2 separate regions of the Mus musculus genome follow, and region 1 is linked to region 2. A link is a loop called in an ENCODE intact Hi-C map of the cell type or tissue named here. Cell type or tissue: left cerebral cortex. All regions are shown on one strand. Each heading gives the region's core, and the rest is flanking DNA. Links, peaks and the distances in the headings are about the cores only. Region 1 overlaps Magi3 (membrane associated guanylate kinase, WW and PDZ domain containing 3). Region 2 holds the start of Magi3 (membrane associated guanylate kinase, WW and PDZ domain containing 3).

Region 1 (5,382 bases), core at 141-5,140, 130 kb before region 2:
ACAGGGTGGAGGGGCACACATAGATGGACTGCGTATGGTCAGGTACATGATGTGAAATTCCCATAGATGTTCCCATAAAAACGTTATATGAAAAAAGGTGAAAACAAATTAGCTTGTCCATCCCTTTGAGATGTCTTCACTTGGCAAAAATTATATTCCTATTGTTTTTCTCTAAATTTGTTGTTTTGTTTCCTTTGTAGCATCTCAGTTTATTCTTAATTTAATTTTCACGACCTTCCCTACTAAAATACAGAATTTATTAAAGCAATAGCATTTTGATCTTGTTCACCACAGTATTCCTGGGTCTCTTACAAGACTTGGCATATAGTACGTACTTGTCAAGTGGTTGCTGAATAAATAAAACATGATCTAATCAATTTTTAAATGAATGGATGATTCATGTGAGCTGAGGCCAGAAAAAGTAGGTCAAAGTTTATAGGCAGGAAGGAAATGACTCAACGTTCTGAATAAGAAAGGGATGTGATCGGAAGTATCAGAGCTGAGCCTGAGGAAGCCCAGTACTGTAGCAAGGGGCAGGATGGAACTAACAAAGCAAGACACTGAAGCGGGGCTAGAGAGGGGGAGACCAACTGCAATAGTATGATGAACTCAATAAAGGCCCTACAATGTTATAATGAACTCAATAAGGGCCCTACAATGTTATAATAAACTCAATAAAGGAGCTACAATGTTATAATGAACTCAATAAGGGCCCTACAATGTTATAATGAACTCAATAAAGGACCTACAATGTTATGACAAACTCAACAAAGGCCCTACAATGTTATGACAAACTCAATAAAGGCCCTACAGCCGCATGCCTTTAATCCCAGCACTCGGGAGGCAGAGGCAGGAGGATTTCTGAGTTTGAGGCCAGCCTGGTCTACAAAGTGAGTTCCAGGACAGCCAAGGCTACACAGAGAAACGCTGTCTCAAAAAAAAAAAAAAAAAAAAAAAAAAAAAAAAAAAAAAAGCCCTGCAATGTTATGATGAACTCAATAAAGGACTTACAATGTTGTGAGGAACTCAATAAAGGCCCTACAATGTTACAATGAACTCAATAAAGGCCCTACAATGTTACAATGAACTCAATAAAGGCCCTAGAATGTTACAATGAACTCAATAAAGGACCTACAATGTTACAATGAACTCAATAAAGGCCCTACAATGTTACAATGAACTCAATAAAGGCCCTACAATGTTACAATGAACTCAATAAAGGCCCTACAATGTTACAATGAACTCAATAAAGGACCTACAATGTTATAATGAACTCAATAAAGGACCTACAATGTTATAATGAACTCAATAAAGGACCTACAATGTGGCAGTGAGAAGAAAACCATGGAAGTGGCTATCAGGAAGAAATGACCACGTGTGGTAACTGAAGTGAAACAAATATTTGCACTCATGCACAAGCATGCATGTAAATGAGATGCATTCAAGGGTCTTTACTGAACATCATCTCTATACATTGAAGACAGCATAAAGTAAGAAAGGCATTATCTTTACTACACAGAAGTTGTGAAAGGCATCCTTATAAAAGCAGAAAAAGACACGATGAAAAAATTTAAGGTGCTATGGGAGTGGATAAGCTTGCCAAGAGAAAAGTGTGTTCTTTTTTTTTTTTTTTTTTAAAGTACATAACATGGAATCATTTAAGAATTGAAACTGATCTTCAGTTTGTACTTCAGGGAAACAAATGGGTACAGGAAACAGATATGAAAATCAATTACTGATGCTATCCCTCAATCTATACTTCCTTTTCTGCAAGATTTTAAGGTACACACAGGCTTTTCAATGTTTATGGACTTTAGACTTCCAGCCATGGACAGAAAGCCATCAACAAGCACTTGTTGGGTTTAGATGATGATGGTGAGTTGTTTTGAAATATGTAAACTTGCCAGTTTGGTTAATTTTCAGTTTATTGTTCACAATGAATTTTTTAATGTAATGTAATGCTTTTGGTTATTGTCTAATTCCATCTAATTGTTAAATTAGGAATTCCCTAATCAAAAGAAAATCACATTTTCAAATAATGTCTTAAGACTTATTCTATTTTATTTTTACTTTTTTATTTTTTATTTTTGTTTGTTTTTCGAGACAGGATTTCTCTGTGTAGCCCTAGCTGTCCTGGAACTCACTCTGTAGACCAGGCTGGCTTCAGACTCAGAAATCTGCCTGCCTCTGCCTCTCAAGTGCTGGCATTAAAGGCATGAGCCACCACTGCCTGGCAACTTTATTTTATGCATACAGTTATTTTGCCTCATGTATATTTGTGTACCATATGTGTGCAGTGCCCACAGAGGTCTGAAGAGGGCACTGGATCCCGTGTAATTGAAGTTTAACAGCTGCTAAACATCAGAAATCAGAAGCAAGTCTTTTGGAGGAAGGATCAGCCAGTGTTCTTAAATGTTAATCCATCCCCCTAGTCCTTCCAAATAACTTTTTAAAAATTGAATTTACTGATGAAATTCCCTCTGAAATGATTCTGGTTATCTGGAGGTAGTTTTCATATTTGGGGACATACCATCATACGTTCCACTTTCTAACAATGCTCCGCTTTCTTCCAGTGCCTTGAATTGTTCAACAGAAATGAAGTTATAATCCACCCCTGGGACTTCCCCATCCCTGGGAGCCCTTGTAGTGCCTAAGGAGAGAAGAAAAAAAAATACTTGTAAAATACTTTTTAAAATACAAGTACTCAGAATGCTATAAAGTTCAGTCTAAGAAGACTACAAGGAAGACAAGTTATTTAATACATTGTATCTGATGTATTAAAGTATCATAATAACTATAGGAGAAATACACTTGAATAAAATAGTAATAAAATCCATATCTATAAAAACTCTACAGTAAGTTTAGTACTACTAAGGACTTAATTTCCTGGCATACAGTTTTTTTTTTTAAAAGATTTTATTTTAAAACTTTTAATTGTGTGTGTGTGTGTGTGTGTGTGTGTGTGTGTATAAGTGTATAAGAGCGAGAGAGAGAGAAAAGAGAGAGTGAGAAAGCAAGAGAGCAAGCATGCACATGAAAAACTGATCCAGAAAGATGATGATGATGATGATAAAAATAATAGGCTGAGAAAATTATAGCTACATCAACATTCTGTGCAGTGATTTACTGAATACAGCATTTTTGTTTTAGAGCATACAAAAAAAAAGGATACAAATGTTTCAACATATAGTTTCTTCTTTTAGTATAATTATTTTGATTATCAAAAATTTTGTTTCTCATATGCTGAACTAAGATTCCTACAATCAGCAGCCTTTTTGCTTTATATTAAGTAGAAAGTTGCTAGGAAGTTGAATAGTTAAAATTACATCTTAAAATTTTCTATTTAAGTGGGAAATTCCATGGTTACAAATACATACACCTCTTTTCATTAAAAGGTGGACCTGCTCCCTTCAGCCTAATTATTTTAATTCTTTTATTAATTCAGTGGTAAGCATGCTGTGCAAGTTTTGAAGTCTATATTTCCATCTCCCATCCTTCTAGAATGTTCTTGTTACTATGCAAGGAATGTCGTCTCGACCCTTGAGTAGTGAGAGCTCCAGCCAACAAACAGCACCAGGCTCCCAGACATAAGGGTGGAGCCATCCTGCTTCTCCTCCCAGTCAAGCTGTCACTGACTGTCACACAAGTGATCCAGCTAAACCCAGACAACTCACAAAGCCATGGCAAACAGCACATGATGGCTATTTTAAGCCACAGAATTTTAAGACAATTTGTTACGTAGCAAAGCCTAACAGGATGTGCAAATGAACTCTCCTATAAAATATAATGTCTATATAAAATTCAATTCATAGGCAAATCATTTTGTAAATAATACCATAAGAACAGCACCAACCAAAGGGGCAGGAAGAACTTCCCTTTAGTCTGAAATTATTATAGTCTACGGTCTGATTTAGAAAAGCCTTTTAACTTATCTGGGATTCACTATCTTTCTACAAAGTGGTGCAGGACAAGATAATCCTTCCTACTAATAGACATGTATGTTATAGGATTCCAAAACATATATTGCTAAGAAAATGGCTTTAGTGGTAATTCTCATCACAAATTACTATAAACTCTAGCTTTTTCCCATAAAGATTAAAAAAAAAAAATCAATCCTTTTTTCTCTTACCCTTTTGTTTTTATTATCTCAAAAAATGTCTTTAGTTTCTTGATATTCTCTCTACATTTTTTGTGTGCAAGTTACATAATGTATTTTTCCTTTTTACAAAGAAAAGAGGTCTGTTACCTCAGTTTCTACCTCCTCTCATTTTCTCCTCGGCACATTAGAATTCTATCTTTGCCCCAATCACTTAATAAGAAATTTTCTATGTTCAAAGCTAATCTCTACTTTGTTTAACTCAATCTTTCTAAAGCTACAATCATTTAATACAGTTTATCATATTGTGGTGACTACCAACCATAACTATGATGTGCAGGATATCTGATGTGCGGACCCCCCCCCCCTCTTTGGGTCATGGCCCACAGGTTGAGAACCATTTTCTTAGCATGTAACCCCTGGTAAGCTGACAGTACTCCAGGGAAATACCATACATCCAAGAATATTTGTGCAGCACAAATTGACCTTGATGGGGGGAAAAAGATACAAAATTGGGTGAGCAGAGAAAGGAGGTGAGGATAAATCTGCTTAAGAGGTAAGAGAGAGGAGTAAATATGATCAAAACCTGGTGCACAAAACTTTTCAATTGGGGAAGTTATCTAGGCCAAGTGAGAAGGCTCAGTGGATAAAAGCACTCCCCACTCAAGCCTGATGACTTAAGTATGTTCTCCAAACCTCAAGGTGGATGCAGAGAACCACTCCCAAAAGTCATCGTACTTCTTTTTGTTGCTTGATTATTCTGGCTAGAATTCTAAGTACTGAGTTAACAGTATAGCAGCAAGTAAACTCCCTCACATGTTGCCTCTTCTATGAAAAAGCTTACTGCTGACTGTGGTGTTATGTGGGCTTTTCAGATACATTCTTTATTATACTGAGGTAGTTTCCTTTCCTTATATTCCTAATCTGATGAGTATGGTTTTTAAAATCATAATAGAATATTAAATTTTGTGAAATATTTTCTCTGTATTAACTGAGATGTTTATGTACATGTATTGATTCACAGGTTAAACTATATTTTTATTGCTGGCATAAATCCCACCTATTCATTACATATTATCATTTTAACTGAATTAGGTTCACTAATATTTTAAGACTGGGGGGGTCAATATTTATAGTGGGCTTAATTTATGTTGAAGAGTACTATTTCAATTTCCCCAAGTTACAGGTCTTCTCATGTTTTAAAAAATTTGTTTTATGATTGAAGTCCTGGTAGGGTTTTGTTTCTAATCACCTATTTTTCCTCTATCTACTAAATACCTGCTGTA
Region 2 (5,382 bases), core at 256-5,255:
TAAAGCAGGACAGTGTCTTTGGATGACAAGAAGGCAAAATTTTATTAATACAAAATGCTGACTATATTCTGGGGCAGGGAAGATTTTATCAATACAGTTAACTAATACTACTGTATAGCACTTTAAACCCTGAAGTATTTTCTCCAATTTTATGCGAAAGGTATATAACAGATTGGTGTTTATTAAAGAGCCAACCCTCTCATCTATTAAACAAACCACAGTGATTTGGAATATAACAACTTCCTCAACAACTTTATGACTGTTATTCCTTCAGTAATGCCCCAACTGATCAAAACAAAACAGAGCAATGATGCACATATTCTCATTATCTGCTGGCTCATGGGATTTCATCTAAGTCAAAGGTTCTCAACCTCCCTAATGCTGTGACCCTTTAATACAGTTCCTCATGTTGTAGTGACCCCCAAACATAACATTATTTCATTGCTACTTCATAACTGTAATTTTGCTACTGCAATGAACCATAATATAAATATCTGATATGCAAGATAATTGATACACAACCCCCAAAGGGGTTGAGACCCACAGGTTGAGAACCTATGACCTAAGTCCTACCTGGGCTAGTAAATGTATAGTATTTTGAATATTATAAACAGTAACCAACACACCGAATTACAGCCCCAAAAGTGTTCCCTCCACCCTTTACATATAGTTCTAAAAGTTAAGAGTTAAGAATCTTACAATCCTCAAAAACACAGAAAGGGTATTTATAGTTTGACAAAGTTCTAAAGATTAACAGTAAGAAAAACCCATAAACACACAAATCTTAATAGTATCATAGAATAGATTATATGAAAAGTACCTTCATGTAAACTAGTAAGATTATGTCACATACCCACAACACATGGATATTGCATCAAACCATCAGTTGCAATTAGCTCAAGGACTACTTAAGAGGCAGTCCTAAAGTGAGCTGAAGATGAGGAAGAGGGAGATCGAGGGAGGGAGGAGGAAGAAGTGGGGGGAGGGAAGAGGAGGAGAGGGAGAGAGAACGTGTTAAAATTTCTAGAAATTTCTAGCATTTTGTAGTGAACGGGGAAGACCAAAATCTAGCCCAAGTCAGTTTGGCAGCCCCATATGTTCAGATGTACCGTATCTACGTTCAGCAGAAACAATTTGATTTCTAGTAACAATGATTAATCACGATGCCCATGTCTACAACCACCTCAGAAGCCAGAACCATATTTTACCAATACCGAAAGGTCCAACAGTGTTTTCTCTTACAAATTCGTAAGAAAACTTACTACATACTACCAGACCAGACTGCGCAGTCTGATCAATGCTTTCCAGCTAGGGAGTATGCCATAAGCGTAACATGCTTTGCAGCACATTTTACGAGCATCAAAGACACCAGGGCACCAAGGGGTTCTTTTTTTTACCCTGCGCTTCAACAAATACTGTAGATTTGAAAGCTTTACAAAGGCATTTGCTCGGCTGGGCACCTGGGTCCTCCTTCCAAATCCAGACGACACAACAGCTCCACTGCCTCATACCACACACTGTACCTCACTGGGACTCAGACACCTGAGCCACCTAGACCCACAGAGTGGGACTGTCAGCTCCCAGACGTCTGCGGTCGTGCACGACGCACTGGGCCAGCTGAGCCCTCCCAGGAGCTTTCAGTGGTAACCTCGGCCCTCGATCCGGCGCCGAGTCTCCATAGTAAAGCCCTTTCTCCCCGTTAGAAGACGCAAATACGTTCCAAAGAAAAGATTATCATCATAGGACTGTTTCCACAAAGGGGAGAAGAAAAGAGATGGCTCTTCTCTAGGCAAATAAAAATAAAAATAAAAACTCTTGATGCGGTGGGAGACCGAGCTGGATTAGGAAAGCCAGCTCCTAGTGCCAATTCCCTGACAGCCTACACAGCTGTCGGTTCACCCGAGCTCAGTTTTACTAGCCGCAAAATGGGAAACCCCGGCGCCGCCCCCTCCCCCCTCCTCCCCGGGGAGTCGGACCAGGACCCGGGTCCCCAAGGCGACCACACACCTGGCTTCACCGTCTTCAGACGGATGGGCTCGCGGAAGTGGCGGATGACAGCCAGAGTGTCCCGGTTGGTGAGCCCACTGACCGGCGTCCCGTTCACCTCCAACAGCACATCGCCCGGACTGGGCGCCTTGCCCGAGACCACGCAGCAGGTGCCTCCGCCGCCGCCAGCCTCGTCGCGGAGCCGCCCCAGGTAAGGGAACTCGCCGCGCTCGGCGCCGCCGCGGATCTCGGCGCCCAAGTCGCCCGGGGGCCCGGCCCAGGATACCGCACACTCCTGCACCTTGCTGAGCCAGTGCTTCTTCTTCTTCAACGTCTTCGACATCCCGACCTCCGCTGCACCATGGGGAGCCCCCGCGCGGGCGGCCGCGGTGCCGCTCCGGGCCCCGCGCACAGCCCGGCCAGAGGGGCGCCGCCGTCGACCCCCCGCCTCAGCCCGCCGGCCGCGCGCCGCCGCGAGCCGCCCCTCTCGCGGGCCGCTGAGGAGAGCCGGAGGGAGCGCGCGCCCCGCGGGCGGCGCCGGCGGGGTCTCCGGGCGGGGTCAGCGCCGACGGCCGGGACTCGGCGCCCGCGCGGCGGGAAAGGCTGAGGCAAAGGGGCGGGAGCTGAGGGAGCGGCTGGAACCGAGGCTCGTATCGGTACGCGCGCACCGAGCTTAGTCGCTCGCTGGAGCGCGGCTGCTGCGGAGCCGGAGCGCCGAGACCAACGCCTGCCCCAGCTGCCAGGAAACTGGCGCTTTCAAACCCGCCGCAACCTCCTCCCCGCTCGGCCCCTCCCCCGCCCTCGCCGGCCCGGCCCCGCCCCCTCCCGCAGCGCAGCGCCCGGCGCGTTGCCGTCACCAGCTCTGCTCCGGAGGACCCGCCCAGTTCTCGGCTCCGCACCGTGGATTGGGTTCTGGCAGCTGGGGGCGGCCCTCGGCGGGCATGCTGATTTCTGATTGGGTGGTCTAAGTAGAGGAGGCGGGCACTAGAATGACTGAAGTTTAGAGAGGGAGGAAAAAAGAAGTTTAGAGTGTGAGGGAGGGAGAAGGGGGAGGGAAAAGAGAGGGTTGGTCTGGGAGCGGGCACAGGTCGCCTAGAGGGGAGAGGCCCTCCAGCCAGGGGCTGGAGCCAAGGGAAACTCAAACACTGAAAGGACCCTGGTCCCCAAGGTGGGGCGTGCCCAGCTGGGCAGGGGGCGGGGCCTCGGAGCTGGAGCCCGAAGGCGATCCTGGGAGTGCTTTGCCTGGATCCTGGGAGTCCAGTGCCCAGCTACTCCGAACGGTGGAGCCACTAAATGGGCCTGTTAAGGCTGAAACGGATTCTACGGGTTTGAATTTGTTAATTCGTTCAATGAATGTTCTTAAATGATCCATTGGCGAAATCCTGTTAATTGAGGGTAAAATACAGTCCAGTGCTCGAATGCTGTGTGATCTCGGGCAAGTTAGACAGCCTGTCGGAAACAAGCTGAGAGTGAAGATCATTAATTACACTAGCTACTGAACTCCAAGAATGAAGAAAACAGTGATCCTGCTCTCGAGGAGACTGCAGCTTAGCGAGAGAGACTGACTAGAAGATCATTTGAGGAAAGCGGGAAGGAGATGGATTAAAAAACAACCTGGTGCCTGCGGAGCTAAGTCCTGACACTGGTGGCTTGACCTTGACCAGATCTCTGCTTCGCGTCTGCTTGTTTGTAAGAAGGTGGAAGAAGTGACTCAGAACAAGGGAGACCTCAGATCTCTCCCAGCTCTAATTTTTCAGAAACACTTAAGCTTTTTTTCTTCCTTCATTGAACGCGTGCTTTCTCGTCTTTGGAATGCCCTCTGTTCGTAAATGTTTCACCTCATCCAAATAGTCGTCCAGTATTTCTTGGAAAGTGTTTTCTCTGAACTGGGGCACTTGTCTCACTTTTGTGACAGGGCATGTCTTCTGACTCCCTTTAATGATAGCCCTTATTTTAAACTCCGAGGAGCTCTACAAACTAGATCAAGCTTCAGACAGCTACAGTGATTTCCTTCACACCATTGAACTGGGGAAATAAAAACACTAAATGTGGGCTGGACTCAAGAAACAATAAGGGAAGTGGAGCCCTGGAGCTGCAGGCTTGGGACCTGCCAGGCAGAGACAGGACCTTTATCTACACCCTGATGGAGAGATTGCCAGACTGTAACCTTCAGTCCTTGATTGTCTGCTGAGCAGTCACCCAAGAGAGAAACTACATTTCTTTAATACCACCCTCCATCCTGCTGAGGCTCCCTCTGGCCAAGTGGATTGGAAGCCAGATGGCCTTCACACTTATGATGGGGGTAGAGAAAGCCCAGCGTCTGGAACCCAATGGAGTAAATACTTTTCACAGGCATCATGTGGATCATTCAAATAGACCAACATCTGAAATTTAAAAAAAAATTTAACTTGTTTTATGGACAACTAGTTAATACTAATAAATTCCTGAATGAATACTCGATTGCCTTCACATCTTCTATTTTTGCTGAGACTGAAACACAATGCTCTGCCTAAACTGTATCTGTTTAGAATGGCTCTGGCAACAAGGAACAAAACATCTGACAAATAATAGCTTAGAGCACACTGTCATTTATTACATCTTTAACATAAAGTTTAAGTGTGGTAGTTTGAGGACTAGTTGGACAGTCTATTATCAAGGTCCGGAGCTCTTTGTGTTTACTCTTCCACATCATATCCATATGAACTTTTGTCTCCAAGCCTGTCACCTATTAATTACAAGGTTGTCATAGCTCCAGACATCACATCCTCAAAGGTCATTATATGAAGCAAGAAAGAAGGGTAAGAAAATGTTAGTCCAAATTTGATGAAAGAGAAAAATCCTACCTAGCTTGTGGCCACTGTGGTAGGCTAGAAAAATGGAGCCATGACCACCTTAGACCAGTCACTGGCAAAAGAAAATGCAATTACTAGCATTCCACTAACTTGATCATAAGTCACCTTCAAACAAAGCAGAGGTCCTCTTTAAGGGAGGAGGAGAGAATAGTTGTTAAGTAGTCACCCAACAATGTCTGCCTGCTGTGTGTCTTTTTTCTTTTTCTTTTTTCTTTTTTTTTTTTAAGTCATCTAACATCTGCCCAGTGTCTTAACCATGAATTGATTCTCAGGCAGAAAACTGCAGTCATTAGGGAGCCTTAGCTTCAGAGCCAGGCTCACATACCAGCTTTTCCATTTCCTAGCAAGCTGCTTGTTGTCACCTAACCTCCATTTCCCCATACACAAAACAGGTATGACAACAATACTTCACTGAGTTGTGGTGAGACTTGTCTGCAGATGAGTCAAGCACTCCACATAGACAGCATAGCAAACACTCCACAAAATGTTATGTTGGCTTATGCTATATCATAATGTTTGTGATAAGGCTAAATGCATCCGTGGG

Evidence for each region. Peaks named below come from ENCODE experiments on the same cell type or tissue, not always from the same donor. Only the 100,000 strongest peaks of a DNase experiment are listed, where the experiment ranks them.
Region 1: it touches region 2 in a loop (2.0-fold over the local background); 9 of 42 quality-filtered maps call a loop at or near these places.

Annotation. Positions count from the first base shown.
Region 1 is chr3:104,092,535-104,097,916 of GRCm38, forward strand. It overlaps Magi3 (membrane associated guanylate kinase, WW and PDZ domain containing 3), which reads right to left. Exons shown (of 21, transcript NM_001159354.1): 3 at 2,531-2,650. Among named protein-coding and RNA genes, the nearest start is that of Magi3, 130 kb to the right of the region's middle. In left cerebral cortex, for the core only: a CTCF peak has its summit at 2,314 (motif pointing right); a DNase peak (open chromatin) is centred at 2,313.
Region 2 is chr3:104,217,638-104,223,019 of GRCm38, forward strand. Magi3 (membrane associated guanylate kinase, WW and PDZ domain containing 3) reads right to left here and starts at 2,769. Exons shown (of 21, transcript NM_001159354.1): 1 at 2,008-2,769. The coding sequence starts at 2,329. In left cerebral cortex, for the core only: a CTCF peak has its summit at 3,263; DNase peaks (open chromatin) are centred at 1,510, 2,011 and 2,915; H3K4me3 peaks cover 3,342 bases; H3K27ac peaks cover 2,055 bases.